4 separate regions of the Mus musculus genome follow, and all the other regions are linked to region 1. Evidence: chromatin loops called from intact Hi-C (ENCODE). Cell type or tissue: heart. All regions are shown on one strand.

Region 1 (8,000 bases):
TAGTAATGAGATACAGAAAGGATTGGTGGGGGGAGTAGGGAAGGAGGGAGGGAGGGGAAGAGAGGGGGGAGGGAAAGAGGGAGGGAGGGAGGGAGGGAGGGAGGCCTAGGCTGGCCTTAAATTCCTGTCCTGCCTTTTCCCCAGTGCTGGATCACATGCCTGTGCTAATCATGTGCCGTTCGTGTGTGCCTTTTTTAGTACAAAGAGTGACAGAGCCACAGAAAACGTACAGTCTTTAAATAAATAGCGCTGGGTGACTTGGATGATAAGGGTGGGTAGGACTGGGACTCACTCCTAACCTGGATAGAGTCAAGTATATATATATTTTTAACATGAACGGAACCTGTCACTTCTAGGCAGACAAAATGACAGTATTTCTGGGACAGAGTGGAAAGGAAATGCTCTGAGCCCTGAGAAGATCGTGCCCACCTCTGGCAGCTGTGTGTGCACAGCACAGTACCATAGTATGTCCTGGCTTCCTAGAAGAGACGCTGTGAGCAGTAGAACTCCCCACCAAGACTCTGGAAACTCGTTCTGTTTCATTGATATAACTGTCATTTTCTACCCAAAGCACACTGTGTGCATGGATTCATAGCAGGCTCTGAAATAAGACATGTTCCTACTCTTGTTATTCTCCTTTATCCACACTTTAAGGCAGGCATTCATCTACCATCCACCCATCCACCCATCCACCCATCCATTCCTTCCTTCCTCTGTTTATGTAATGCAAGCTGGCCTTGAACTCCAGATCCTCCTGCCCCATCCTCTCAAGTATAACGATTTGTGTATAGACTACTACACCCCTTTTCAAAGCTATTGCACATCTCTATAGTAACTTAAGATAGTTTGTCCTACTATGGCTTATTTTTGAATATCATGGGCTACCGGGATGGCTCAGTGAGTCAAGGCTTGCAGCCAAGTCTAATCCTCAGAACCAACATGGTGGAAGGAAAGAAACAACTCCTGAAAATTGTCGTCTGACCTCCACATGTGCATCTTGGCATGAGCAAGCACACATGTGCTCCTGTACGTGTGCACACACACACACACACACACACACACACACACACACACACACACCATATCAAAAATTTAAAAAGAAAATTGTAACAGAAAAGTTATTATTAGCAACTGTTTCCCTGTTTGCATGAACCTAGATTGAGGATCTGAGAGTGTGGTGACAGAAGTGAGGAGGCAGGGACTTCTAGAGAGACGGCCCTGAGGAGGACACCCACAGACATGGTGTGGGGAGTTTTAGTCAGTTTAGAGAAACAGAACCACACGCACAGGGACACATATAAATGAGCAAAACAAACAACCCTAGACACTAAGAACCCAGGAGTCAATTCCTAAGGCTGGGTAGTCACAGAACAGAAGTCTCTCACTGGGGGAATGTCCTGTCCAGTAGTTCAGTCCACATGCAGGGTGCTTCAGTGAAGACCAAAAGGATCTGGAGAGCTGCTGGTCCTAGCCCACAAGGAATACTGGGAGAGCTGGTTCTACTGTCAGAGAAGGAATCAGAGGCAGCAACAGAGCACATACCACTCTGCAGCAAGAGGGGAGGTCATGTGAGCAAAAGGTGACCTGACCTTCGTTCTGAAAATAGCCCCTTTTATTTAGTTTCCTTCCTAAATTGTGGCAAGTTGATACCAGAACCAACCACAACATAGGGCATTCCTACAAGCACTTTGTGGAGTCTCCACAGTTCATATGCTCAGCCAATAAAGTGAATGCCATGCACACATGAAGAACCGAGTTCAGATTTCCAGCGCCCATGCAAATCCCTGCGGTTATAGTGTGTATCCATGATCCCAACTGGAGGGGAGTGGGGATGCAGAGATGGGAGGAGCCCTGGAGCTCATTGTCAAGACAAGCCAGCTGAAATGATGAGCTTCAGGTTCAGTGAGGTACACCCTGTCACACAAAATAAGGTAGAGAGCAATTGAGGAAGGCACCTGACATTGACCTCTGACCTCTCAGCACACAGTCACACATCCAACACACACACACACACACACTCAGGTCAAGGAAAACCTGTAACTGAAAGCATTTACACTGATGCCCTGGCTTTCCCAGGACTCACGCCTTCCATGAGCTCTGCTTCTACCAGTGGGGTCACAGCCATCGCTGTCTAGGGCAGTGGTTCTCAACCTGTGGGCCATGACCCCTTTGGAGGTTGAATGACTGTTTTGCAGGGGTCACTTATGTCCATCAGAAAACACAAATATTTACATTATGATTCATAACAGCAGCAAAACTACAAAGATGAAGTAGCAATGAAAATAATTTCATGGTAGGGGGAGGAGTCACCACAACATGAGGAACTGTATTAAAGGGTCCCAACATGAGGGAAGTTGAGAACCACTGCTGTAGGGAAAAATACAGGGATTTCTTCTTCTCTCCCCCACATCCTCCTCCTCCTCCTCCCCCTCCTCCTCCTCCTCCTCCTCCTCCTCTTCCTCCTCCTCCTCCTCTTCCTCCTCCTCCTTCTTCCTTCCCCCCCTTCTTTCTTCTAACTGCATTCCTGGCACATTAGAGAAATCAAGCCAATCTTTTGGTTTCTCTTGCAGACAAATTAGTAGGCTAGTAGTCATCATTTTTGAAGTATTATACTTTAAAAACTGACATGATTTCAACTGGTAATTATCTCCATTAAAATGTATTCCTCTTGTACAAATAAACACCATGTAAATAATAAGTATACAAAAGTAAAATAACAAATGTCGCCACCCATGAAAACAATGTAGGGTTTTTTGTTGTTTACTGATCCAAAAAGGTATAAAGTTTATTTTTAGAAAATTATGTTATAAGAAATATAACTTTTAGGCTGGTACATGCCTTTTCTCCCAGCACTCTGTGGGCAGAAGGAGGCAAGTCTCTGTGAGTTCCAAGAACGATCTAATTTTTATATTAAAATAAGAGAATACCTAATAGTGTGTACACGTGGTTTTGTGTGTATATGCAAGTTTATGTGAGCATGCTTTTTCTGTGTGTGTGTGTCTGTGTGCGCGCATGTGATACATTTAGATTCTTTCCATTGGCTAGAATTCCTGAGGCTGGGTAACTGAACTGTGGCTTTTGCTGACATCGGCTCAGTCTTCCAAGGCATGGACAGGCCTGTGCGTATGACCGCCCTGGAGTCTGTATTTACATAATTTGCATATGCTCCTATGCCTTTGCTGATTTTCCATGGAGTTCCACAACACTGATTCTGCAAAGACTCCTCCCTCTGCTATTTGCAATATAGACTAAGTTCTGATCACATTCTTGCTACGATAAAATATCCTGACAAAGGCGACTTCAGAGCAGGAGGCTTGTTTGTCTACAGTCACAAGCTACAGTTCTCCGTGTTGGAACAGTGAAGCCAGGAACTGGCAGCAGCCTGTCACGTCCACAGTGAGAGTAGAGCGGGAACAAATGGATGCCTGCTTTTGCTCAGCACCCTCTTGACATTTATCTGCTCCCCGCCCCAAACCCTGGGAACAGTGACACCCACAATAGGCAGATCTCCCCACCTCAATTAATGGGATCAGAATGATTGCCCCACAGATATGCCCACAGGCCAACCTCACTCTTCTGCACAGTCCCTCTCTGAGACTCTGTTTCCAGGTAGATCTAGGATGTGCCAAGTTGACAAGCAGACCTGACCATCACAGACTATTTCTCTCTTAAAATACCTTCAGAGGTTGGGATATAGTTCAACAGTACTACATCAGTCTATATAAGCCCCAGGCCATCCCCCAAAAACACCACCACTGTGAATACACTCTCTCGAGTGCACACACACGTACACACGTGCACACATGCACACACGAATGTACCCATGATTTCCTAAATGCCTTAAGGGTAATCATATTTTATGAAAAAAAAAAACCTAACAAATACTTTAAAATATACAGTACTTATACCAATCACAAGACATTAAATTACAAAAAATATAAGACTCTGTTTGACATGTTATTTTGTTTTTAATTAATAAATGTGTTTCTTTTTAGATAGTATATTTATTTGTTTGTTTGTTTGTTTGTTTATGTGTTTGTGTGGTTGTTTGTATGTGTACCACACGCATGTGCCTGCCGAGGCCAGAAAATGGCAGCAGATTCTACAAAGCTAGAGTTACGGGCAGTTGTGAGCAACTGGATATGGGCGCTGGGTATCAAACCTGGGGTGACTGCAAGAGCAACGAGACTCTTAACCACTGAACCATCTCTCAAGCCGGATTTATTTACTGGGAGGAGGGGCCACACATACCCTGCAGGGTAAGCTCTGTGGCAGGCACATCTCTACTCAGCCATCTCTCCAGCAACATGTATTATTATTTTAGCAGTAGAAGACCGAAGACAATTGAGAAAATAGGATAGCTGTCCAGAATGTAAAGATATTTACTTTTTCCTTTGGACACGCTGAACTACTCTAATTTGAGCTGGACAACACACCAAGGCCTGGGAAACTGCAATGAGCCAAAGTTGTCAGTAGGTGACAGAAGAGCACTGCACAGCACCAATTGAGCTCTTTGAGGCTGTTGAGCTGTTTGAGGTTATTGAGCTATTTGGTTGAGAGACTTACAGAGAAGCTATTCTCTTCAGGAGCACCTAAGGGGAGGAAGGCTTCCTTCCAGCACATTCCGTTCCAGGAATCACCCGTTTTTATGGGGAACCACCTAAGGCATTCAGGTTACATCTTGTAAAAGAAGAGCTCTTGTGAGGGCATACGACATCTTCATTCCTTCTGCCTTTCAGATTGAGGATAATCAGATCGTATATTTCTTTTCTAAAACAAGATGTTGGTGTGTAACCCGGGATGCTCTCAGACTCTCAGCTCTCTTCCTCCCTCCATTCCACAGTTCTGAGCTTATAAGAATTACAGACTTACCTCTGATTGGCAAGTGTCTATTTTCCCTGCAAACTCTGAGAAACTTTGTATAGCTGTATCCAAAGAAAGAAGTGTTTTCATAATGCCATAGAGAACAGTTTGAGTTTTGCTTCATTAGACAAAGCCACGTTTCTTCTTGTCTTCTGGGTCATTGCCTTCTCCTGCCTGCTCCTTTTCTAATTGTACATCTTTGGGAGACTAGGCATCAAAACAAGCCTGACTAAGGCCTTTATTTATGGATGTGCTGTCCAGTGAATACAAAAACACTAGAGTCCCTGGCTTAGTCCGGTTTTGTCAACTTGACACAAACCTAGACATTATCTGAGAAGATGAACCTCAAATGAGAAAATGCCTCCATCAGATTGCCTAGAGGAAACTCTAAGAACATTTTCTCCATTAAATATTGGTTTGAGAGGATGCAGCCTAGTGGGGGGGGGGCGTCTGGGTGTGTAAGAAAGCAGGCTGAGCAAGCCATGGTGGGCAAGCCAATGAGCACTGTTCCTCCATGGCCTCTGCTTCAGTTCCTGCTTCCAGGTCCCTGCCTTCAGATCCTGTACTGATTTCCATTTATTTCCGTTCCTTCTCTAGTTGCTCTTCATGGTGTCTTATAATAGGACTAGAGACCCTAAGACACGGGGTTCCAGAGATGGCTCAGTGGTTAGGGGAACTGACTATCCTTCCAGGGGACTTGGGTTCAAATCCCAACATCCACATGGCAGCTCACAGCGTCTGTAACTCCAAGATCTGACATTCCTACATAGACATACACTCAGGCAAAACACCAACACACATAAAATAAAGTAAATAAGATTTTTTTTAAAAAAGATGAAATAGAGGAAACCAAGACACTCCTCTAATGCTGAAAACTCTTTTGGTTTTTTTTTTTCTTTTTATCTTCCTCTTTTCTCTTCTCTTCTCTTCTCTTCTCTTCTCTTCTCTTCTCTTCTCTTCTCTTCTCTTTTCTTCTCTTCTCTTCTCTTCTCTTCTCTTTTTTCTTTCTTCTCTTTTCTTTAGAAAAGAGGACAGTGGATTCTTAGTGTGTTCCCAGCCCCAGCCCATGGATGTTCAGGAAGTGGAGTTTTTGCTCATAAACCAAGCTAGGTGGTGTGGCCACAGATATCACACTGCCAAAGGGCACAGCCCTGAGAGGCCTTGTGTGTTAGTGATCCTCTGGTATTCCAAAGGATGGGCCCTGCCTAATCGTCTACCACAGTGTATTTGGTTATTTGGGGATGGTCCTCTCAGTACAAATCTGTGAAGACCTTTGGTTCATTGGCACATTTATGGAGTCTTCGTTCAGTAGCTGTAATTGACTTGTGTATCCAGGCCCCAGCCAGCAAGAGAAGAGCTTCATTTCTCTCTCCTGCATAAAAGAACCCTAAGGCCACAGTGAGCTGCCTTCCTAAAATAGGTCAGATTCTTGCAAGGCCAGGCAGCAAAATGATGTTTCTAAGAACTGCAGGCCAATGCTTTCCTGGAAAAATTAATTAAAATATCAGCGGCTTCACAAGCCAAGAACAAGCATCGTATGGCCCTCTGGGTAGGAAGATGCTATAAGTATTAGGTTCAATTAGACTTTGGAGTCACAGTGACCAGGACTCTGGGACCATTACATCAGTGAGTCTCCATTGTCCTCCCCCTACCAGTTCAAGTCCTGCAAACCCTGGTGCATCTCCATGGCACTTATGGTGGATATGACATGTCTGTTAGGAATCATTGTCACTACTTTAGCCTTGGATACAGCACACAGAGTACTCATGAAGACAGACTGGCTCCGGCACCATTACCCAGCAAGTGTGGCATCTGTGTGCCTGTCCCAGAAGAGACCTATTCTGAGCTTAGAATTTCCTTTTCCCATCAAAAGGACAAGGCTTCAAACTTCAGTCATGTCTCTCAAGAGTGACTTGGGACAGGAAAGAGACAGTTGGGAGATAGTTGAGTGTCCCGAGTAAGAAGAAAAGGCTGCACTGGGAAACTGAAAAAAAAAATAATAACAATAAAAGGAGGGGGTCCCTCCCAGGGAATTCAGCCGGGGCTGTAAACTTCACAGAGCTTGTTAGACAAAGCAAAAACTGCATAGAAATAAAAATGCAAACCCCAACTTCAGGAGAGGAAGAATTGTGGATCGAAAGGAGAAAGGAACTGGGTCTCCAGAAAAAAGCACAATCCCTAATCTGTTCACAGGAGCCCACGCTCATTGGCACAATCAGCTTGGGGGGCGGGGTGGCGGGGGTCTCACTGACTTATGCTGTAATCGCTGGGCAGTTCCCACCGGGCACTCATGGCTTCTGGAGCTTGTAGTGCATAGACGATGGATTCCAACTTTAAAGGGTTTGACTTGCAATTTTTAAACTTCACAATGGTGCATAAGTGTACTCATTCTATCTTCCCCTTTCATAATACTTTTCGATATGGACACTTTGAAGCTTGGCTTTGTATTAGCAGTTCACTCAATTCCAGGCTAACGTAACCATTAGGGAAACTAGACCAGGCTGGGACATTCCACTTGTTAAGTTTATTTTGTTTGTACCCCTGATTGGCCTGCATATCATCATACAGCCTAGGCTGGCCTTGAACTTGCAGTGATCAATCCTCTTGATTCATTGCCTGAGTACTGAGCTAACAGCCAACAGCCAACAGCCACACTGCACTTGGCTTTGGTTTTTTGTTTTTTTTTTTGTTTTTGTCTTGTTTTGTTTTTTAATGTCTTTATAAATATATTTCCACGTTCATTGCATTGTAGCCCATAATAAGTGAAGATACATGAAGGTAACTGGGAGGGACCTGATGCTAAGTCTCATTCCAGATTTGGATTCAATTTTCTGTACTGGTTTTCATAGCTCCTCGGACCTGCCTTACCAGAGGCATGGCTGACTTTTTAGGGGCAGATCAAAGGAAGGTAAACTTTCCCTCTGCATTGCTGTGTGCCTGCTTCCCAAACACTCCTGCCCCGGCCCCATCTAGTTCCCAGCGCTCCTTTCTTCCTTTGCAGCCAAGGATCCCTGGCCTCTCCTTCCTGTATCTTCTGCATCCATCTCTCCTCTTCTGAACCTCAGAGCACCGGGCACCTGAGCATCTATTCCGTAGCCAGGCAGAGAATGTGAATTGCTCTTGACTGTTGGCTCTGG
Region 2 (8,000 bases), 300 kb after region 1:
TAAGAAAAGTTAAAAAATCCCACGAAAGCAAGTTTTTTCTTTAGCCCTAGATTCCAGGCAGAACTATTGAGCATAGACAATTTTTCCCCCCTCAGGCCAGCTTTTTCTTTTTTTAAGTTTTGTTAATAAAAGGGAGGAAATGTAGTCTCCCCTCCCCCAGCCTGAAACCTGCTTGCTCAGGGGTGGAGCTTCCTGCTCATTCGTTCTGCCACGCCCACTGCTGGAACCTGCGGAGCCACACACGTGCACCTTTCTACTGGACCAGAGATTATTTGGCGGGAATCGGGTCCCCTCCCCCTTCCTTCATAACTAGTGTCGCAACAATAAAATTTGAGCCTTGATCAGAATAAATGTCTTGGCTACATTCCTTTCTCTCGCCACCTAGCCCCTCTTCTCTTCCAGGTTTCCAAAATGCCTTTCCAGGCTAGAACCCAGGTTGTGGTCTGCTGGCTGGACACAACATATACTGGCTAGTTTTGTGTCAACTTGACACAGCTGGACTTATCACAGAGAAAGGAGCTTCAGTTGAGGAAATGCCTCCATGAGATGCAACTGTAAGGCATTTTCTCAATTAGTGATCAAGGGGGAAAGGCCCCTGTGGGTGAGACCATCTCTGGGCTAGTAGTCTTGGTTCTATAAGAGAGCAGGATATGCAAGCCAAGGGAAGCAAGCCAGTAAAGAGCATCTCTCCATGGCTCTGCATCAGCTCCTGCTTCCTGACCTGCTTGAGTTCCAGTCCTGACTTCCTTTGGTGATCAACAGCAATATGGAAGTGTAAGCCGAATAAACCCTTTCCTCCCCAACTTGCTTCTTGGTCAGGGTGTTTGTGCAGGAATAGAAACCCTGACTAAGACAAATTGGTACCAGTATAGTGGGGTATTCCTGTGACAACCTGACCATGATTTGGGGAGGACTGTGGAAGGACTTTGGAACTTTGGGCTAGAAGATCCATTTGTCATTAAGAGCTCTGTCAGATGTTGTATAGGAGCTTGGAAGATAATGTTGAGAACAGTGCAGAAGATGGAGGTCTGGCTTGTGAAATTTCAGAGGGAAAATTAAAGACTCTTTTCATGGCCATTGCTGTTTTGATTGTGAAGATTCTGTGGTTCTGATTAGCTGGGGCTGAAGAATGAGCTGTGACTAACAAGCTACCAGAACTACTAAAGCGAAACTTTTGCATTACTGGGACTATTGATGCTGGTTAGCTGGAGCTAAGAAATTAACGGTGATTAAGAAGAGACCAGCATCGTTGAGGTGACATCTTCTGGGAAGTGTTTTCTGAAAGCACAAAGAGGCTGTGTTCCAGAGATAGCCAAGATTGTATTCCTGCTGCAGCGGGACTTGGTAATGTGTAAGAGTCACCCAGGTGGTATTGGTTTTGAAGGCATGAAGGGGTCACGCAGAGCAGCTGAGGCTTGGCACTGTGAGAGGCCATGGAAGGCATTGGTGAAGGTGCAGCCTCAGTTGCAATTGACAGCCCAGGACTGAAGGAGTCATGCAGTGTTTTGGAGATGCCAGTACCATGAGATGACCACCAAGAGCAGCAGCAGCAGTGGAGTACAGGCATCTGGAGCCTAGAGGACGACGTGTGTGCTACAAAGGGCATGGCTGGAGAAGTGACCCAAGCCCTTGGAGGAGCCCAGAAGATTGTGAGTTGGATCCCAGACATTGGATGGTTAGAGATTGACTTTTGCTTTTGATTGTGACTGTGCTCTGATACTTTCCCTCTTGAAGGAAGAAACTATTTTAGTGGAGCCCACAGTTAAGAGATTTTTAATTGTAAAAAGACTTTGGATTTTAGAAGATATTGGACATTTTAAAGGGATTGACTTTTAATATGTAAAGACTGTGGGACTTCTAAAGTTGTTTAGATCTTCGGGATGAATAAGAAATTAAGGGTTGAGGCTTACTAGTGATGTGTTTGTGTGTCAAGTTGACAAGGGGTCAATTGTACTGGCTAGTTTTGTGTCAACTTGACACAGCTGGACTTATCACAGAGAAAGGAGCTTCAGTTGAGGAAATGCCTCCATGAGCTACAACTGTAAGGCATTTTCTCAATTAGTGATCAAGTGGGGAAAGGCCCCTTGTGGGTGGGACCATCTCTGGGCTGGTAGTCTTGGTTCTATAAGAGAGCAGGCTGAGCAAGCCAGGGGAGGCAAGCCAGTAAAGAACATCCCTCCATGGCCTCTGCATCAGCTCCTGCTTCCTGACCTGCTTGAGTTCCAGTCCTGACTTCCTTGGTGATGAACAGCAGTATGGAAGTGTAAGCCGAATAAACCCTTTCCTCCCCAACTTGCTTTTTGGTCATGTTTGTGCAGGAATAGAAACCCTGACTAAGACAATATATTAGTCATGTTAGGTTATAATCCTTGTGCTCTAGCAGGACAGAAGTCCTGAGTGGACAAGAAGTTCTCAGTTCCCAGCTCCAGCAGCGTGTTTCCCTACATGCTTAGCAGCAGTTGAGCTGCTGCAGTAAGCAGGTTAAGGCCGCAGCAAGCGATGTCCTATAAAGCTGGAGTTCCTGCACAGATCTCAGTATCCACAGCCTTAACCCTACAGGCACTGCAGACCTAGGAAGCTCTTGGTGGTGGCTGGCATTAATAGCTTCTAGTTAGCCTCATGTCTGGAGAGTCTTAGCCCTCAACACTGGCCCGCATTAAAAGCTGTTAGGCCAGGATCTGAAGCTGGAGAACCCTGCAAGTTCAAGTCCTGCTTGTGCACATTAAAAAGTTTCAGGCCAGACCTGATCTCAGAAACAAGTCAGACAGGGCAGCTCATGCCTGTAATCCCAGAACTCAAGAGACAGAGACAGGAGAATCATTATAGATTTAAGGCCAGCACTGGCTACATGGTGAACTACAAACAAACCTAGCCTACAGGGAAAAGCCTGCCTCAAAACAACAAAACCAAAAATGACCTACATACCCAAGCGTGTTAATGCACACCTTTGATCTCGGCACGAAGGAGGCAGAGTCAGATGGATCCCTGTGAGTTCCAGGCCAGCCTGGTCTACATACTTCCAGGCCAGCCTTGTCTACATACTTGTAGGACAGCCAGGCCTATGTAGAAAGACCCTGTCTCAAAAACACAAACCAAAATAGATTGAGGTGCCAAGGCTGTTATGGGCTGTGAAGATTGTCATGCTGCGGCCTCCAGACTTCAGTAGAGTGTTTGAGACAGCTTGTCCTGGTAGAAGAGCGCTGGCTGTTTGGGGGGACTGTCTTGGTGCTACAGCAAGAGAGTCATCAGTAGCTGTCAATTAGGGGATCAAGTTGCTTTGCCCCCCAAACATGAACATGAGGAATGTGTACAGGAAGAACTTAAGGAGCCATCATGACCACTGATGGTGATTTTAACAGATTTGGTGATGGGTGTGTTGCTAGAACTCCAGGCCCGTGAGCTGCATTGCCAGCCCACTGGTGCTTGCGTGTCCCTACGATCTTCCTACTCAGCTCCCTGAGTGCCACCACTGCAGGTAAGCATCACCACCTACCCCAAGCCCAGGGAGAAGCAAATGTCTGTCACCTGTCTCAACTGTGAAGCCTAGTGCATTTCCCAAGTTGAGCAGAATCAGGAAGCCAAGGCCATCTGCTCCTGTAGTGTCTCACCTGCGCCCTCTACTGGTAAAATGCAGCACTAGCAGCAAAGGAAAAAAAAGAGTACTAAGCCATTTTCCTTTTTTTAAATGTATTAGCACGCTCGTGTGTGTGTGTGTGTGTGTGTGTGTGTGTGTGTGTGTGTGTGTGTGTGTGTGTGTGTGTGTGTGTGTAAATTTATTTGCTTCTGTGTTCGAGGGGGAGGGTCAGAGGACAACCCATAGGAGTCTGTACTTTCCTTCTACTGGGTGGTGTCAGGAGTCAAACTCAGGTAGTGAGAGACTTGGCAGTAAGTCCTGACCAGATCATTTTTTAAAAGACCAGGCCAAGGGCTGGAGAGATGGCTTAGTGGTTAAGAGCACTGACTGCTCTTCCAGAGGTCCTGAGTTCAGTTCCCAGCAAACACATGGTGTCTCACAGCCATCTGTAATGGGATCCCATGCCCTCTTCTGGTGTGTCTGAAGACAGCAACAGTGTACTCATTCATATACATAAAATAAATAAATATTTTTTAAAAGACCATGCCATATTAGGACTTTGTAGCTGAGAGGCAACAGATAGATCATTTACCAGAGATGTGACTGTTCCCAGGGTTCAGATCCCACCCACCCCATTTTTTTGTTTTCTTTTGTTTTTTGAGACAGGGTTTCTCTGTGTAACCCTGGCTGTCCTGGAACTCGCTCTGTAGACCAGGCTGGCCTCGAACTCAGAAATCTGCCTGCCTCTGCCTCCCAAGTGCTGGGATTAAAGGCATGCACCACCACCACCCGGCTCTCTCTTTTGAGATAGGTCCCCAAGTTGACCTCAAACAAACTCCCAAACCACCAGCCCGGCCACTGTAGTGCTGGGGCTCTCATCGCTCTCCTGAGCATCCAGCCAAGTTCAGGTGGGAATGATTTAAGTGTTCGTGCACAAGTTTGTCAATGACTTCATTTCCATTTTCTCTCCAAAATGAAAATGAACAAAATATCAACATAGTTTTAAAAGATGCAAATGGGGACCAGAGAGAATGACTCCAGGTTTAAGAAGACTTTCAGAGAGCTAGGCGTGGTGGCGCACGCCTTTAATCCCAGCACTTGGGAGGCAGAGGCAGGCAGATTTCTGAGTTCGAGGCCAGCCTGGTCTACAGAGTGAGTTCCAGGACAGCCAGGGCTACACAGAGAAACCCTGCCTGAAAAGAAAGAAAGAAAGAAAGAAAATTAAGGGGGGTGGGGAGCTGGAGAGATGGCTCAGTGGTTAAGAGCACTGACTGCTCTTCCAGAGGTCCTGAGTTCAGTTCCCAGCAAACACATGGTGTCTCACAGCCATCTGTAATGCCTGTCTGTAATGGGATCCAATGCCCTCTTCTGGAGTGTCTGAAGACAGCTACGGTGTACTCACATATATAAAATAAATAAAATCTTTATTAGAAAAGAAGAGAAAATTAGGAGTTGGGCATGAGTGACACATGCCGTTGATCTCAGTGTCTGGGGAGTAGAGGCAGGGGAGTTAGAGTCAGCCTGCTCTACATAGTGAGATCCAGCATAGCCGGAGCCACATAGAAAGACCCTGTCTCAAAAAGCAGAGAAACAAACAAACATAGGTCTGGAGACGGCTCAGGGACTAAGAGCATACACCACTCTAGCAGACAACCTAGCTTTAATTCCCAGCACCCACACTGGGTAGCTCACAACCGCATGTAGCTGAAGTTCAAGTGGATCTGAGCCTCTGAGGGGACCTGAATTCATGTGCATATACACACATGCACATATGCATGATTAAAAATAAATCTTTAAAAATAGGAAAACCAGTCACACCCTCCATCTGTACTCCCAACACTCAGAAAGCTGAGTCAGGAGGATTGTAAGAGCTCAGGCTGGCCTCCAACTCCTCCTGCTGCAGTCTTCTGCATGCTGGGATGACAAGCCCAAAGCCGTTTTTGTGTGGTTTTTGAGATGAAGTCTCACTGTGAGCCCAGGCTGGCCTTGGCCTCTCTTCTTACCCACCCTCCCAGTGTTGGCATTATTCTTGTTGTAGTGCCACAGCCCTAAGTTAACAGACCTGTGTTGCAGGATATTTGATCACACTGTGAACCCTAAGATTGTATTATTTACTGCAAAAATCTCTTTCTGGTTGTGGTGTGGCTCAGTCCTTAGCACACCAGACACCTTTAATCCATCTGATTGGAATACAGACACACTCTTAGTACACACCTTTAATTCAAAACAATGAAGGTAACATTAGTGTGTAGAAGAAAGCAGCCATGTTTGAAAGTGATGTCTAATTGAGTGGCAGACAAAGAGATGAATCAGAGAAAGGATACACCCAACTCTCAGGAGAACAGAGGACAGGGAAACTACCTGAGGGACAGTGCAGAGACGGAAGGAGGGAGTTTTGCCAGGAGAGTTTTACACAGGTTAAAGAGAGAACAAGCTAGACACAAGTAAACATAGAGTGAGCCAGAGAATTGGGAGCCAAAAGATTAGAATAAGTTGCTAGAGTTAGTTTGAGGCCAAGCAGGACAATTCAATGAAAGGCCCAGAGAAGCCAGACTGAATCAGTCAGATTGGAGAGGCATTTGAGCCAGAACAGCTGCGTTGCGTCATCCAGCCAGAGCTCAGAACAAACTATGAACTACAAAGTTCTTCAGCACCAAATCTCAGAGGCAGAAAACATTCTAGGCCTAGATTAGATTGTACAGAGGCTAAGAGGCTTCTAATAGACCTAGGTTTCCAGAGAGAGGTTGTAAGCCACAAAGACCACAATTACATCAGGCGAATGAGTTACTTTTACATATCTGTAAAATGAGCAGAGAAGAGTCTGGGGCTCCTCTGTTCCCCGTGGTTTCCTTGCTGGCCCTGGTTTTCCTGTGAGATGTGCCTGACTCCCCGGATGCCCTTCAACTGATGTTGGCTTAGGGGGCTGAGCTTTTAAATGTCAGATCTTCTCATTTCCGCCTCTGTCCAGGGCACCTGCTCTGAAACACAGGTCTGTGGTTTGAATTTTATCATCCAAGAGGCCCGGTGGACTGGAGAGGTGCGTTAGCAATTGAGAGTGTTTACTGCTCTTCTGGAGGACAGGAGTTTGATTCCCAGCACCCAGAAGCATAGCTCATAGGCACATGTGACTCCAGCTCCAAGAGATCCAATTCTGTCTTCTGGACTCCTCAGGCACCACACACATGGATGGACACACACACACATACATGAATTAAATGATGATATGTATTAAAAAAAAAGAAGCCAAAGCGTTGTCTCTCTTGGCTCAAATTATGCCTATGTTTAATATAATCTTTGTGAGAAGATCTTGGTATGAAAAATGTCACAACTTATCTGCATAAACCAAAAAGTGACAGGATGTGCAGGTCCCAGTCTCTCTCACAGAAAGACACATTTCTTTTGTTGTTTTTGTGTTTGTGATGGAGTCCCACATAGCCTTGAATGACCTTGAACTCCTGACTCTCCTGTCCCTACCACCCAAATTCTGGTATTATATGTGTATGCCTTAATTGTCTAGGTGGCTTTGTACTCACTACGTAGCTCAGGCTGACCTTGAACTTGAGGAAGCACTCCTAGCTCAGCCTCCTGAGTCCTAGACCATAGGCTGAGTAATACCTTTCTTTAGAATTAATTCTAAGTAGTAGAATAAGGATAGCTGTTATTTTTTGTCCCTTTATAATAAACTTCATTATTTTATATCCAAGAGATGATCCAGTTTGTGCTGAAATTACAAATCACTCATTTTCGAATTGTGTTCAAGCCATAAGTGAGGAAGTGACAAGGGACTGTTTAGGCAAGGTAAGTGCCAAGGAGGCCCACCATTCCCACAGGGCCACCATCTGCGTGAGTGAGAGCTCTGGAGAGTCTGGCTGCTCTTTAATCTTCTTACGTGAGAATGTCAGATTTCAGGGCTCATTTTCAGGATCACCAAGGTTATATGTAGAAACAGATTCACTGGCTTCTACTTGGAAATCATGTTTGCATGTGTGTATGTGTGTGTATATGTATATGTATGTGTGTATGTGTCTGTGTATATGTGTCTGTTATGTGTGTATATGTGTTTGTGTGTGTGTGTGTGTGTGTGTGTGTGTGTGTGTGTTGCGGGTTCACATATGTGTGCAGGCATGGAGAGGGCAGAGGACACATTTGGGTATCATCTAGAGTCTCTTAAAGACAAGTGCAACTACAAAGAATTCCAACCCCACCTCCCAAAACTACATCTGACTTGGATATTTACTGCCAGTCTAAGGAAATGTTAGCAACAAACTATAGAGCTACAATGTGGGAATGATGTCAAAAGCCAAAATGTAAGTATTGTACAGGGCAAATAACTTGCTCCTCCAACAAATAAATGACAAGATGGGGGTTAAAAAGCAGGAGGGGCAGGCATAGGGTCCACCATGGAGGCTGTGGTGAAAGGAGATCC
Region 3 (8,000 bases), 230 kb after region 1:
CAAGTCAAAACCTTGATGGACACATCTAACCCTTTCTTAAGCCTGGGTTTTCAACTTCACGTTAAACCTAGATCTGCAGTCTATAGTGGTTACCGGGCAGAGTATGGCCAGTGCTCACATCCAAAGCACCAGGCAGTAAAGGAGAGGGATTCAACAGAAGAAGACGAAGGTGCCGTCCATAGGCAGAGCTGGAGAACAGTGTTAACTAGATAGATATTATGGAATGTCTAGTTCACAGCCCACCACATGTTGGGCTAACAGCAATGTACTACAGAAGCAGATTATGGCTCCCCAAATGGTAAATGAGAAAGTTTCTTCTGTTTAAAACAGGGTCTTATGCAAGCCAAGCTGTCTCTCGAACCCACTGTATAGCTGAGGCTAGTCTTGAACTCTTGACCCTCCTGCTGCTACCTCCCAAGAGCCAGGGTTGCAGGCCGGCTTGGAGTAGTAATTTTAAAGAGCAACGGGAAGGATCATTCCTCCAGGTTATCTATCCCCTCACCACTCAGTGCTCTCACTGGAACACCATGGGTAAATCTGTTTACCACCTGAGGTGTTACAGCCCCAGAAGCAAAAGCATGGAAGGCCTTTCACGGGCTCTCAGCTGTCCCGAATGGGGCACTTTCCCAGAGGCCTGGACTTAAGGGCTTCCTCCTTGCCTGGCTGCTTGTATTCTCCCTGCTGTGATCTGTTCCCAGATGGCTTGGGTGTACGTGAAGCAGGAAGGAACACACAAGCAATTGTTGTAACCGCAGCTTTACAGAAATCGGCCCCTGAGACAGGCTGCGGTGAGAAGAGGAAGGGTGACCCTGTGCCAGCCAAAACCCAGGAGGCAGGGAGAGAACAGAGGGAGGGCCCGGGGCTGGGCTTCCCAGGGGCTGGACAGCACTAGGCACACAGTTATAGAAAACATAGAAGAAGATGACTTTCTCTAGCAAACAAATAGCTTTCTGAGCATAGTGGAACACACATATAATCCCAGGACTGGGCAGATAGACATAGGAGGATCCAGAGTTCAAGACAAAACCTGGGCTACATAGCAAGACATTGCCTCAAAGGAAGGAAGCACCTGATGGGAAAACGGAGGCATGGAGGTGCTGTGGGAAATGGGCTGGCTGTCAAAATCCTTGCCTCTGGCCAGACCTGAGCCCTGTCTATGTGCAGAGCTGTTGAGTATTTCTGCTATAGCCAGAGCATCCTCGAGCAGCCTCTCGCAGGCAGTTTTCCCTGCTGAGCGAATGGACCCAGATGTGGTGCTCATGCCTACAGTCCCAGTACTGGCAAGGCTGAGATAAGAGGATCGCTACTACACGTCTGAGAGGCCAGCCTGGGCTACAGAAGTAGATGCTGTATCAAGCCAAGAAAGAAAGGATTTTTGTTTCCTTCCAGCTATTCACTGCTTACCGTCACCTGAGTAAGACCCTTTTAGGTCTCTAATTATCTTCTCTGACTCTGATAATGTGCTAGGCAAACCGCCAGCCTCTGAGAGGCAAATAGCTTTCTTGTAAGACCTATGAGAGGTGTCTTCCATGGAGCGGGGAAGTCAGTCAGTCAGGATGCTGCTCCTCTAGCAGGGCCATGAGGGACAGTCCAACTCTCTTGTGGAGCAGATCTGTCCTAGGAAAAAACAATTTTATAGGTAATCTTCCCTTTTTTTTTTTTTTTTTTGGTTTTTTGAGACAGGGTTTCTCTGTGTAGCCCTGGCTGTCCTGGAACTCACTCTGTAGACCAAGCAGGCCTCAAACTCAGAAATCCACCTGCCTCTGCCTCCCGAGTGCTGGGATTAAAGGTGTGCGCCACCAAGCCTGGCACTATGGGTAATCTTATGGAGAAAAAGATATAAGCTGAAGGAGTGAGAATTACAATCCCCACTTCCCACTTGTTATCACCCTACAATCCTAGTGTTTCCTACCACTTGGTATATATAATTGCAGGAAGTTAAAAAAATAAATAAATAACCGGCATTCTGTGAGCTCACTGTACTTCTACTTTAGAAACAAGGTTTGTGTCCACTGTGCCTGCTGGCAGGAAAGACATCGGTGTGTAACTGATACTTTCATTTTGTTTTGACTTTTATTTTGTAGCCCAAGCTGGTTTAGAACTTAGCTGTGTAGCTGAGGCTGACCTTGACCTGACCTTCCTGCCTCTACTTGCCGAGTTTTGGGACTACGGGCATACACCACCACACTTGGGTACTTGTTAGACTCTGGAGTTTGAGAATTCCATTTATCTTTAGGGTTCGAGTGATCTAGACAGTGTGGCATGGCAGTGTCATTATCACCCAGGGGTCATGCCTGCCATCCCTGCCTACCAGGTAACCTGGGCAGGTTTCCAAGGGTCACAGAAGGAGCAGAGCCTTGGAGCAACGAGTTGCTTAGGTCCTTTCCTGTCTCAGAGCTCCTTTTCCTGCCCCCCCACCCCCCCCCAACACAAGTGAAGCCAATCTCTGTTTCTGTGGCACTGGGCCAGTTACTTACCCTGGGTGTGCCTCAGTCACAAAGTGTTTTCTGTCAACAAAATAGGACTCACTTCATCAGGTCACCATGAGACATGTGTGAACTAGCACTCGTATAGGGCTCAGAACGGCACCAGGAATACCGGCAGCACTCTTGGATTACACTGGGATAGCTCTAACCACAAGAATGACCATATGATGATATCCTCTTAACTTTCAGCTTGGAAACAGGGAAATTAAACCACGCAGTGAAAAACCCAAGCACTCATAAAAACAAATCCTATACTGCTCGTCCCCCAGGTCACAGCCTAAATGCCCTCTGCTATCTTCAAGGAGACGGAACTTTACATAGAACGAAGGGCAGGGCTGAGGGTGGAGTTTATAGCACGTATTTGGGAAGCTAAGGCAGGGGGATTATGAGTTTGAGGGCAGAGTGAGCTACATAGTTTCAGGCCAGTCTGAAGCACATGGTAGACCCTGTCTGAAAGAAAAAGAGAGGCGGGGGAGAAGAGAGAGAAGAAAATGGAAAATTCACAATAAATTGAAGCTCTGCCAGTGAGAAATCTCCAGAATATGTAAAAAGCTTGAAAGTAACAAAACCAGGTGTGATTTTTCTGACCTGAGGAACACTGACAAACTGGGACTAAAAGTGCAGCAGAGCTCTGCCTCTGCAACCTCTTCGGGAAGGATCCGGAGGGGAAGGTCACTGCCCTTGTCATCATTAAAAGGGCTTTTATTTGTCTTGTCAGCAAATCGTCTTCTCTAGCAAAACCCCCTTTGTGGCAAGAAGTCTCTTGGAGAAGCTGTCGAGGCAGGTCCTTGTGATGCAGAAGCTGGCAGCCGTGAGTGACGAGAACCTCGGGAACATCACCTCTGTGGTGGAAGGTAAGCCCGCCACCTGCAGGCCATCCCTGGAACCGAAGCACGCCCGACCACGCATGCTCACTGGAACTCAGTGGCGAGGCAGCTGAGTATACTCCAGCCTCAGTCTGGCTCCGAGCTTGTGTCTGGTGCAGAACTTTGGGGGACGGTTCAATGTGTGCGAAGATCAGACCTCATTCCTTAGTAGCCATCTACCTTGGTTTTTGAAACAGGATCTCTCACTAGCCTGAAGCTCACTAGGCTAGCTAGCCAGCAAGCCCAGGATCCTCTTGTTTCTCTCTCACCCCTCCCTAGCACTGAGGTTACAAGCACTATGTAACCAGCTTTTTAACTGTGGGTCCCGGTGTTCAAACCCGGGTCCTTGTGCTTTCAAGGCAAGCATTTTACCAATTGAGCCATTCTTCAGCTTCACAGCAGAACATGCCATGGAGTAGATACCCTTGACTTTTTGTGATCTGGCCACTGGACTCTTTCATAAAGGCAAGGGTTTGTCCTTTTTCACATCAGATATGAATGGAAACAGAGACTTCTGGGAAATCTGTAACTGAGCCTGAACCCACCCTGAAGTTCTCCCGATGCATTTCTGCCTCTCTTTTCTATTCCTGCTAAGAGCAGTGACTTTGGCAGGTAACTAAATGGTGGGAGAAATGGCAGACATTCGGGCTGCAAATGAGTTGTGTCTCGTGCTCTACTACAGCCTCGTCCTGATCACAGGCACCCACAAGTGTGATTGTGAGCATGTGCCACCTGCCCGTGCTGTCTGCTTGGACTGACCTGGGAGCCTGGGGCAGAGGAAAGGCTCTTCCAGCAAACCCTGCCGTGTTCCGGCCCCTCCGAGGGCTTATTCTGTATGGCGTTTTTGCTATAAAGTCACAGGAGTTTAGTGTGGCCTCCCCAAGGCTGAGCAGCTGTGCCTTGTCTTTGAGAACAAACAGCTGAGTAGTCACTGAGGTCTCTTTGCTCCAGGGAGGAGGGGTTTTTCTCTGGACCGCCTACCAATCCACAAAGACTGTAGTAGTTCCAGTAGAAAAGCACAGTCCTAGTGCCTGTGGGGGCATATCTAATCTCATCTACTCAGGACACTGAGACCACTTCAAGGTCAGCCTGTGCTATAGAGTGAGATCAAGGTTACCCTGGGCAAGACATATTTCAAAATCATTAGTAAAAAGGTTAGAGATGTAACTCAGTGGTAGTGCATTCCTGAGATCCTAGGATCAATCCCCAGTAACACACACACACACACACACACACACACGATGAAAGAAAAAGGAAAGAAGGGAAATTTGCCTGGGGGGGGCGGAGGGGATAGACAAGAAGATTGGGAATTCAAGGTTATCCCTTTGTTTGAGGATAAACTGGGTTACATGAGACCTAGTCTTAGATAATGAATGAATGAATGAAAATATTGTTAAAAATAAAACAAAATAAAGGTTTTTAAAAACACAAAAGACAGGCTCTAATGTCCCTGGGACAGCTTACCACCAGACCCAGGTTGCCATCATCCTCTCTTCATTAACATCCCTCTTCTCTTCCAGCCATACCAGAATTTCACAAAAAGCTCTCCTTGCTGGCCTTCTGGACCAAATGCTGCAGCCCCAGCGGGGTCTACCACAGCTCCGCTGCCCGCCTCATCAAGCAGCTGGAGGCCAGCTTCGCCAGAAGCATCAACAAAGACTATCCAGGACTGGCAGAGCCAGGTACAGACCGTTGTGAGAGGCTGTCCTCCCGCAGCCCAGGGGGGATGAGGCCAGCCTCAAAAGAGAATTACACGCTCTCCAGGGGAAAGATGGGATAGCCAGCTTGACTACAAAAAAGATGCTGAGCATGGAGAATAGCAGCGGTGGTGTCTTTTAAAGTACTGTATCCATCATCCCCCACCTCCCACTCGGCTGTGGCAAACTGCCTGACAGAAACGGCTTCTAAAGGAGGGGTAGACTTTGGCTCACATCTCAGGAGGTACTGCCCATCCTGTCAGGGAAGGCATGGCAGCTGAAGCAGGTTGGTGCAAGATGCTGGGAGCATGTGGCTGGTCACATCAGAGATAGCACCCAGAAAACAGAAGTGAGCCAAGTGTTAACCCCAACTGCTCACCCCATGGCCTGTGTCAGCCAGTTAACCCCCGAGTTCCGATGTGTCCACAGCCTCCCAAACAGGACCACTGGCTGAGGACTAGATAACATCTGAGCCCATGAGAGAAGTTTCCCAGTCAGTCCACAAGTACTTCGTGTCTGTATTGTTTGTACAGTTGTCCCTCGGTGTCTGTGGGTGAACAGTGCCGGAGCCTGCCATGCATGGCTGAGTCTGTGTTTGCTCTCTTACATCCTTTGCTTACACCAAGCATGGGTTTGTATACAAGCTCCACACTTCCTCCTCCATACCCCAGACCACTTACAAGGCTTGGCTAGGCAAACACCAAATAAATGGTTGCTGCATTACATTGCCTGGGGAGTGGCAGCATTTACATGTTCAGTATAGATGTGCTTTCCCTTGGGTTCTTGGCCTGCAGTTGCTTAGATTCATAGATGTGCGAACTCAGGGGTACAGAGGGCTTTTTCCTGAACGTACCTCCAATGAGAGGATGTCAGACGGTACAGTGACTTTCGAAGAATGGAATCCTAGTCTATGCCTACAACGTGAGCCAGCAATTCTACTCGTAAATACACAAAGAGAATGTACGCCTGTCTGTGTAAGACACGCATAAGAAGATTCACAGCCCGAGACACAACAGACAGAATCTGGTGACAACTAAAATGCCATGGGCAAAGGGCGACTCCACAGAGACTGTGTTGAGTAAAATAAACCAGACATAGGAAGCGCATGCTGTACATTCTGTTGACACAAAAGTTCAAGAGCAGGAAAAGCTAGCTTATGACGGAGATAAAGCTTGGGTTATGAAAGAGGGCGTGGTAAAGACCTATCAATCAGGAGTCTAAGGCCAGCCTTGGGTGTATGGCACACTGGACATCCACGTGGGCTGCATGATGCTGTGCCTCAAAAAGAACACGAAAATGGACTTGAGGTTATTTGTTCCCTGTTGGGAGGCTAAGTGGCTACCAACAGGAAAGACCCCGAGAACTCCTGGAAGGATGTTGCTCATCTTTCACTCCCTGACTTAGACGCTATCATGTGAGTGTGGGAAACAGTGACACCGTCTAGCTGTACACTGCGCAGGTTAGCTCACTTTCAGTGCTGTACCTTAGACTTCAGTGATAAACATGAATTAATGAGTGCAAGTACCACAAGGAAAAGGTGATAAAAGATGAATGAATGAATGAATGAACACAAGTACCAAAATAAAAGGTGAATGCCCTCTGGCGTGATGGCTCAGCAGTTAAAAATCACTGGCTGCTCTTCCAGAGTTCCGTTCCCAGTACTCACAAGACAGCTCACAATTGTCTGTAACTCCAGTCCTCGGGGATCCAATTCCCTCCTGTAGCCTTCTTGGGCATCAGGCACACACAGTTTACATTGATATACATATATGCAGGTGAGACACCCATACACATGAAAATGAATAAATAATAAAAAGTTTAAGTGAATGCATGAACACAAGTACTATGTTAAAGATGAATGTACATAAGTGCCATAGTAAAAGGCTAATGAATATTATTAGTACGGTGATAAACAAATGAATATATAAGTTCTATGATATTCACATCTGCTTCCACAGTGTAGTGGTTAGCACATTCATCATGAATAGCATGCAAAAAGATGAATGAGTGGATGAGTGAATGAATGAAGGAGTGAATGAATGGTCTTGTTTCTTCAGCCACCTTGTCTCTTCCTTTCCAGTGTTTAGAACCCTGGTGTCCCAAATCCTGGACCGAGCTGAACCTCTCCTTTCCTCCAGCCTCTCGTCGGAAGTCATCACTGTCTTCCAGTACTACAGCTTCTTCACCAGCCACGGTGTGAGTGACCTGGAGACTTACCTGGGCCAGCTAACCAGGCAAGGTAGGCTGTGGTCTCCCGTCCTGTTGCACTAGTGTCTCAGCCTGGGTCAGCTTGGGTCTTCCTGGTCCATCCGGTCTTTAGTGAAGGTCGTCCTCCACTGCTGAGCTGAGGCTTGCCTTTTTAATGACTTCTGTGGACTTTTAACTTCAGTCAACTTCCTGGTGTTGGAGCGGGAGCTTGCTAAGCACGCTGGTCCCCAGCAGGAGTTCACTGTGAACAGGAAACTGGCAAGGGAATGGAAGTCTCAGGGCTTTCCTTCCTTTCTCAACTTGTTTGCTGTGCTGTTTGATGCTGTGTTTTGTGGTGGTAGAATTCCCATTCGGGATAGACAGAAATGGACTTCAAATGAAGGCTCACATGAGACGGCAGGAAGGGAAATGAGAAAAGAAAGTCTGAGGTTATCCGTTCAAGAAAGATAGAGGTGGTAGGGGTATGGTAAGCTCAGTCCACCCTGAAACATGGCCCTTTGAAGGCTGTACACATTCTATCTGACTATTCTTTAGGAATGCAGCAGGCACTGGCCAGGGCCTGAAGGAGCAGCGGGAATGGGAAGTGCTCTCTGAAACCAGGTAGTATCTGGTATAGCACCGCACAGCAGCAACTTGTCCAGCTTAGATCCAGGTTCGCTCTGCTCTTTTCCGAGCATTAAATCCTGCTGCAGCGTGGATCTTGTTTGGCATCATAAAGAGGTGACAGTTCTGTCTGGCGTGGG
Region 4 (8,000 bases), 510 kb after region 1:
TCCGCCCGTGGGCCTACAGCTGTGCTGGCTGCCTCTAGAGCTGGAACCCAGTTGGACTTGGTCCTTGTTCACAGCTGGCCATGGCTTGAGTAGGTGCCCAGGGCAGGGAGCTAAAGGAGGTTTGGCCACATTGGAACTTCACCAAAAACTGCAGCCTTTTGATTTTTGTGTATTGCTTCCTTACTCCTTTCTCTGACGGGGTTCCTTACGTCTCTAAGCACTCAGCTTGGCTATTATTATTTGTTATTACTATTTATTGTTATCTTTCTTAAATTTGAAAATTAAGGTGTAGTGGCATATGCCTTTGACCTGAGCACCCAGGACACAGAGACATTTGGGTCTCTGTGAGTTTGAGGCCAGCCTCATCTATATAGTAAGTTCTCTGCCAGGGGTACAAAGTGGGACCTTGTCTTAAAAACAAACAAAAAATGATTTTTTAAATGGCAAAATGAAAGTTTAGTGTGAAAAATGTAGAAAATACAGAAACACAAAGAGGAGCATTAAAATTAACCTACTTAGAATTCTATAGGGCTTTCCCCTGCTAATCAGAGTGCATAATCTTCTAGTAGGCAGGAGGCAGGCTCTTGCCATGTAGTCCTGTTTGGCCTGGAACTTGTGGTAGTCTCCCTGTGTCTGCCTCACTGGTGTGGGGATCCCAGGCTAGCAGTACCATGTCCTACTTAGTGTGCACACAATACAGCACTGTGTGCAGCTGAATCCACATCAAAGCTACGAAGCTATTTTGATGCCAATGACAGACAAAGAGGCTGAAGGACAGAGGGCTTCTGTTCAAGACACACTGCAGACGGCAGCCAAGGGCCTGTGCTAAGACCTCTTTCTAACACTTGTTAACCAATAGGATCCCAACATGCCTGTTTTGTTCACAAATTAACTTGATTTTTCTTTTTTAAGGTATAGTCTAGGCTGGCCTCATATTTCCCACTTCCACCTCCCAAGTGCTAGACTTTAATCAAACAGTATGCAAGCTGAGCATTCCCAGGCTAAAACCTGAAACTGCAAAAGCGAAGACTTCTCATGATCTGACATGATACTGCAAATGAAAACTCTACAGTAGGGAACTGGTCTTGTGTACAGTCATTAGCATACTGTATAGAACTGTCAGGCTGTGGACCTGTCAGATATATCTCCTGTTTAGTCTGAGACACATCCTCTGGACATCCCAGTATATATCTGTAGATACTTCACATCCAGAAAAATCCCAAATCTAAACTCTGGACCCAGGCATTCTGGATGAAGAGTATTCACCTCATATTGAAAACATTGTTGGGCCAGTGAGGTGGCTCAGTGTCTAAAGGAGCTTGCTGCCAAGCTGGAGGGCCTAGGACCCACGTGGTAGGAGAAAACCTACTCTCAAGTTGCCCTCTGACCTCCACGTGCATGCTTTGGCACACATGCATGCACACACAACCCAAGTAAAATAAGTAGATGATGTAAAGAGGAAAGCACAAATGACAGCAGCCTAGAGCCTAGATTTTATGGAAAAGTACACATTGCTCTAGAGGGATGTAGATGTGGTGGTAATGGCTGTAACTCTACTACTCCAAAGGTAGAAGCAGGAGGACTAGGAATTCAAGGACAGCCTTGGCTATATAGTGAGTTTGTGGCCAGCCTGCATTACATTAGATCCTGCTAAGAAGGGAGGTGGGAGGGGGGTTCTATCTGTTAACTTTTACCTTGGAATAAGCCCATTTAACTGACTTACCACAAGTGGTGACCGCTAGTCATTATGGCTGATTCTATTATACACCACAGGGCAAACATTCCCATGGAAATGATTCCTTACAAGACTAGGTTTTAGGATCTAGGCTTCTGTAAATGGGATTTCTAGGTTACAGGGCATACCTGGAGGAATCTGGAAACACTGAAATATGAGCACGAAGCTGTCAGACTGGCTCAAAGCTCTGCATGAGTAGTAACCATGCTAAAGGTCTCCCCACTGCTCTCTTTTCCAGGCACAGTATGTACTAACTTCTCCAGAGGTAAGTACCCCAAGGTCTGACACCCCCACCCCAGCCCCTTGTACTTATTGGTTCAACTGCTGAACCAACCATGGTGTGCGTGTTTTACAGGCAAGTTCAAGGTTTGGGAGCTCGCTGGTGTCCGTGCGGTCTAAGGGAAGGGTGAGTACAGGGCCTGCGCTTTGACACCAGCTCTGACAAGCCTTTCTTAGTTTAGAAAAGAAAGGAAACAGGAACTTAACCTCACTATTTTTTAAGTGTGAGACCCATGCCCCCCCCCCCATGCCCTCCCTCTGTTGCTCTACAGAGGGCTTAGCAGGGCCTGTGGGACAACTATATTTACTTTTTAAAAATACTTTAAGTAGCTGATAGAATATTTGCTGACATGAGGTTTTTATGGCGTTGGCTCTCAGGGTCCATGACTCAAGGGTGTTTGCATGTGGTGCTGAGGACGTGCTCTCACTCCTGCTGCCTCTGGCTGTACACACTGCACCACAGCTTCTGAGACAGTTCTCACATAACCCCCAGTATCCCCTGGCCCTTTATGGCATTTGCAGATCACTGCAATGACAATGTCCAGACTGCTGATTTTTAAAACATGTTTATTTGTGTTACAAGTATGTTCATGAGCCACAGTATACTCGTGGTGCTCAGAGGAGCAGGGGAGAGCCTTTGCTCTCTCTTCCCACCATTCGTGGGTCTCAGAGACTGAATTCAGGCTGTCAGGCTCGGCAGCAACCTCATGGGTAACATCCTGGGTGCCTGGTCCGTCTTTTAATAAGTCTAGACCAGTGGTCCTCAATCTCCCTAATGCTGCAATCCTTTAATACAGTTCCTCATGTTGTGGTGACCCCCTCAACCATAAAATTATGGTTGTTGCGACTTCATAACAGTAATTTTGCTACTATTATGAATTGTAATGTAAACATCTGTATTTTCTGATGGTCTTAGGCAACCCCCATGAAAGGGTCATTCGATCCCCAAGAGGTCACAACCCACAGGTTGAGACCTGCTGGTCTGGACAGACACCTACACCATGGCTACACTCTTAGGCACCTTTGTTTCCTTTCAATGAGTACTTCCAATAGTTACACAATACTTTATTTTTTGGACAGTCCATAATTCAATTAAATTACACTCTTATATTTATGCTATTTCCATTTTTTTATTATTGCAGATAGTGCTGTAGTGAACATTTTTGCACCTGTATTTTTACATAATTATGCAAATATCCTTGTAGGCAAGAAACACAGCAGTGGGACTCCTAAAAGTTTCTTCTATATATTTAATATTTCAATAAATATAAGAAATTTACCTTAATATATACTAATAAAGAGCCAGGTGTGGTGACTCATGCCTCTAATCCCAGCACTTGGGAATCTGAGGTAGGCATCTGAGGCCAGCCTGGGACTCAAGAGTTCCAAGTTAACTTGAGCTAGAGTGAGACCCTGTGTCAAAACAAAGGAAACCAAACTAACCCACAAAAGCATTTGCTCATCCCAGGACTGGTATTTTAAGACTGTGCCAGGCTATTAACAAAGGAAGGATGCCGACTGCTCGGAAGATACACACAGGTCTGTGAGACTGGCACACGACGAGCAGCTGGGGGGCAACGCTGGGGGGCAACGTGAGCAGGAGTCCCAAGCGTGGGCAGTCCTAAACTGGTGACAGCAATCTGGTAAAGGCTTGGGAGGTGCTTGGCAGACTCACAGTGAAGTTGCCCTCTGGTGGCCAACAGTCCTCACTGACAGACCATGACAGACCAGGGTTAGCTACTAGAAACAGCAGTTATTAAGTTTATGGAAGGATTCTCTAAAGGATATGCTTGGCTTTTACTTACAATTTTATGCATTTTCAAGAAATTAGACATTGTCTGGAACACTGACCAAGGGTAGCAGTGATCAAGGTCATTGGAAAGGACTTTACAGTTAACTCTGTTAACTCTACAAGTTAGCCTTCCTAACTGCAGTTCACTTGTGTATTAACATCCCCCACTTTCCCATCTCACAACTAAGACAGGCTATTAGCTCAGTGGCCTTTCCCTGAGACCTGAGGTAGGACTCAGGAAGGAAGGACACGTGAGCTGGTGGGACTGGAGACGTGTGTAAGGAGCACTGGCACTGTCATTGTGCCCATGTCAGTTGGTGAGCCTCAGCAGGACATTGACTCTGCTTCACTGGACAGCCGAGAAGACAGAGCAGTCCGACACGGCCAAGTCTCCGCTTACAGCTTAGACCAAAGCATAAAACGCAGCTAAGACCTTTGGCATCAAGGTACAATGACACAGGGATACAGACAGTGGCTGTCTATGCAGAACTCGTGGTTCTGAGATGGTTAGACCAGGGAGATGGCAAGCAGCCAGGAAGTTTAACTTTTGGGGAGGAGCATGGTTTGACCAGGAAATAGAAAGGAGACATAGAATATAGCCAAAGTAAAAGCACATTTAGTAAATTAGTAATTACATAAAAAATGGAAGAGAAGAAATTACCACTTTGCCAACTGAAAAGATTATTTTTCTCTTGTGTTGACTGACCTTGGCGTATTATAAGGCGGTGCCAGTAAGGGCCCCACCTAGAATCCTGATACATGATCAGGCCACAATACATTGCTACCATTATTATCATTTTGGGATTATTAATGTTAAAATACAACCAACAAGATAAATGTCACAGCCTGCTGTCTAAAGTGCTATCAGCCAGCATAACCAGCTACACTACTCACCAACAAAAATCTAAAATAACTTTTGGCTATTCCCCAAGATCAAATTGAACTGTTGTGAAGATTTGCCATTACTACAATGTTTCACAACCTGCAGCAGACTCTGGAGAGAATTCTGAAAGTGAGCTTGAGAACAGTGTAGGCAGCAGGGATGCTTTGTGAAGGTGGCCCGTGCAAGCCCCCGCCACTCCAGATGTGGGCACATGCACCGACCACAGTGAGGTTCTGGGGTCCCCTTGTACAACAGTGGGGTTTGGAACTTATCAGATCTGAGAAAGTGGCGTCTGAACAAAGAGAGAGACACAAGTTCTGGCTGTGGGGTGTGGCCAGCATTGCTTTTATGTGTACTTCAGAGCACAGAATGACGTCTGCTTCATGGTGGGAATGTCACTAGTGCTGTCTGTCTTGTGTCCTCCACAGAACCAAGTGGTTGTTGCTGCTGGAAGGAGTTCTTGGGGAGCCCGGCTCTCTGGGGCACTTCATGTCTACAGCTTCAGCTCAGACTAAAGACGGCACTCTTCTATTCAGCCCCGCTTTCTTGAGCCAAGTCATCTCCAGGATGGACAAAGTAGTTCTCCGGTGGAGCGAAACCTGGGACAGCCAGGCTGCCTAGAAATATGGTCAGCTATGTGTGGACGCCGTGTGATAGGAGCAGCAGGCTGTGAGGTCCCCTCTCAAGCTCTTTCTTCTGCATCCTCTGAGTTTGCTGCCGGTGCTTGGGACTTTATCAACCCACCTCCTTTTCTGTGGGAATACCTGGCTCTCTTGCCTAGAAAGGGTGTAGTTAGCTCTTAACACTCTCCATATAATTGCTCCTATAAAAAATCCTTGGTAGTGGTGGCTGGTCCTATTTGGATCTTAAATGTACCCCAAATCTCCTATGTTGAAGGCTTGATCCTTAGCTTAAAGAAGGTAGGAACTGTGGAGTAGGACTCTGTTGAGGAGAGTTACGTACTGGGTTGTATCAGGACCCCTGGGCCTTCCTTGCCTCTCTGTTGCCAGCTGAGCTGCCATGACCTGGGCAGCTCCCCTCTGCCACAGCACCCTGCTTCTTCCCCAGCCCCAAAGCAACAGGGCCAAGCACCCTGGCGCTGACATGGCCGAAAACTGTGAGCCCAAATAAACATTTCCTCTTTTTAAGCTGTTTATCTTGGGTATTTTGTCATATGTCTGGTGAAAACAGTGGGAGGAGGAGAGAGGGGCGTGGGGAAGGGGCCACACTGGCCCTCCTCACTGCTGATCTCTGTGCTCCCATTCTAAACAGTCAAGTACAACTACAGACACTAAGGAAGGAAGGCACAGCTGCTGTGAGTACACACTCTGACTCCTAAGGCACAGCAGGAAGCACAATGGGACATTTGGTTTAAGTAGTGGTCCAACCTATCTAAAGAGCACAGCCAGCAGAAGGGCCATCGTTTTGGTACACGGACAGCAATTAGCAAATGTAAATGGCAAGGCGAACCCCAGAGCCTTGTGCACAGCAGGCAGGGGCTCCCTCAACCCAGCCACACAGTGCCAGTGATTTTGCTCTGTAATGGATGGACAAAAGCCTGTCTAAACATGGCCAGAGGATTTGTCTTTTGTTCAGTGCCTGAGCATAGCATGTAACAGGCATCAGATAAAGAAAACTTAAAGCTTACAGAAATCCAAACATCTTCAAGTCGACAGGATACTGACTGTATTGAGTCCTCTGTGAGAAAGTACATGATACACCCACGTTTGGATCCTCCCATTAGAACCTCTTTGGCCATTACTTAAGTTATCACACTGAAGCTCAAATGTAGCTTCACTGCAGCCAATCACAGAAATGAAGCTGAGCGCAGCTCCTGGATCCCAGCACCCAGCAGCCTGTCAGTGAGCTGTTTAGCCTATTCCAGTCTGCTGTCAGGAATCACTTCACAGGATGACCTCTGCTCTGCCCACATGGGCTCAGAGGCTCTGAACGTTAAGGACAGACCGGATCCCACCTCTTTGCTCACACCTGATGTGTGACTGCTTTCTCAATCACTAAACTCAGTATTTGCTATTTACAGTCCCTTTAAGGAGCACTGTCACTCAAAAACCCTACCTGACCTAGCCACCTTTAAAAACTTTAAACTGCCGGTTCTGTCCTTTTATGTGAGGTGAATTAATTACATTTTGGGGTGGAAGCACTTCATTATTCCTTCCCTGTAGGCTAAGCGTTGCTCTGGCCTCACTATAGTCTTACAAGTGCATTACTTTGGGAAGCACACTTTTTGGTATTGTAATGTTCTAGCACACAACTGTATGAAACCTCCTGAGAACACACAAGGGCAGGCTGAATGGTTATTAGAACAACAGCTTCCAAACTTACAGGTATGAGCGATCTGTCTCTTCCCGTGCAGTTAGAGGGCTGACCCCCCAGCTCTGCTCCACCAGGCGAGTGAGCACTCTAAAATGAGCAGCACTCGCAGCCTCATTTCAGATGGTGTTTTGAGTCAGTGTCTTACTTATAGTCCAGGTGGGCCTGGAACTCACTCTATAACCTTCACTGGCCTAGAACGTAATCTGTAGCCCAGGCTGGCCTCAAACTCTTTGTAATCTCCCTGCTGCAGCCTCTCAAGGACTGGAGGCACAGCTGGTGGAGCAACCATGGCCTGCTTTGCCATTTGTTTTAAACGAGAACTTTTGACTGGGAAGATCACGTTCCCACAGTTCTTGCATTAGCTACGTTCTTGTTTGACAAGCCCATCTGCTAACTTCTGAGAGGTCGGCAAACACATTAGCTGGCTGTATACATTTTCTCCTGGGGAGGGGGTAGTAGGACAATCTCTTAAAACAGGCAATCATCAAAACAGCTATAAAATTGTAAGAGAATAAACAAACTCCTTCTTTAAACCTAACTCCCATGGTTCTATTTATAACTAATCAAAAAATAGTAAGAATCTTGATTAACTGGAATCCAAATATGCTGACATTAAATTATACCTCCTTTCATTCATCTTATATATAAAAGAGAGCAAATGCCTGGAAGGTCTAACACTCCTCCAGAGCTTGCTGCAAGGCTAACAGATCCATTAGCTTTCGTTCCTGAGTGAGAACCTGCTAGGAGTGTGGGTCCCTCCCTGCGCGAGGAAGTGAGGTCTGTGTGCTCAGGAACCATGGGCTCTGCCAGTCCCTGGGCTCCTTCAGCACGAAGCTGCACTCTTCTTGATATGTAGAATGACGCTGAATCTACATAAGTCTACCTCACAATAAATTAATCTATACTTTAAAAAGCCCATAAAAACAGTATTTCAAAAGTTGGTAGGACACAGGGTTTTGGCCTTTTACAAAGAAACC

The links. Hi-C counts contacts between places; a loop is a spot of excess contacts. Peaks named below come from ENCODE experiments on the same cell type or tissue, not always from the same donor. Only the 100,000 strongest peaks of a DNase experiment are listed, where the experiment ranks them.
Region 2: a loop joins it to region 1, with 9 times the contacts of the local background. A loop is called at or near these places in 13 of 42 quality-filtered maps.
Region 3: it touches region 1 in a loop (6-fold over the local background); 4 of 42 quality-filtered maps call a loop at or near these places.
Region 4: it touches region 1 in a loop (6-fold over the local background); 5 of 42 quality-filtered maps call a loop at or near these places.

Annotation. Positions count from the first base shown.
Region 1 is chr13:24,477,596-24,485,595 of GRCm38, forward strand. No RefSeq gene overlaps it. Among named protein-coding and RNA genes, the nearest start is that of Gm22013, 5.2 kb to the right of the region's middle. In heart, a CTCF peak has its summit at 4,469; a DNase peak (open chromatin) is centred at 206; H3K27ac peaks cover 1,833 bases; H3K27me3 peaks cover 181 bases.
Region 2 is chr13:24,772,770-24,780,769 of GRCm38, forward strand. No RefSeq gene overlaps it. Among named protein-coding and RNA genes, the nearest start is that of Gmnn, 15 kb to the left of the region's middle. In heart, a CTCF peak has its summit at 3,609 (motif pointing left); a DNase peak (open chromatin) is centred at 3,532.
Region 3 is chr13:24,710,418-24,718,417 of GRCm38, forward strand. Ripor2 (RHO family interacting cell polarization regulator 2) reads left to right here. Exons shown (of 23, transcript NM_029679.2): 17 at 3,205-3,340; 18 at 4,873-5,034; 19 at 7,130-7,288. Among named protein-coding and RNA genes, the nearest start is that of Armh2, 27 kb to the right of the region's middle. In heart, no CTCF peak of the experiment used is centred here; DNase peaks (open chromatin) are centred at 714, 2,364 and 3,364; H3K4me3 peaks cover 653 bases; H3K27me3 peaks cover 723 bases.
Region 4 is chr13:24,984,919-24,992,918 of GRCm38, forward strand. It overlaps Gpld1 (glycosylphosphatidylinositol specific phospholipase D1), which reads left to right. Exons shown (of 26, transcript NM_008156.2): 24 at 1,974-2,000; 25 at 2,091-2,141; 26 at 5,118-7,018. The coding sequence ends at 5,204. Mrs2 (MRS2 magnesium transporter) reads right to left here. Exons shown (of 11, transcript NM_001013389.2): 11 at 7,377-8,000. Among named protein-coding and RNA genes, the nearest start is that of Mir12184, 8.9 kb to the left of the region's middle. In heart, a CTCF peak has its summit at 3,704 (motif pointing left); no DNase peak of the experiment used is centred here.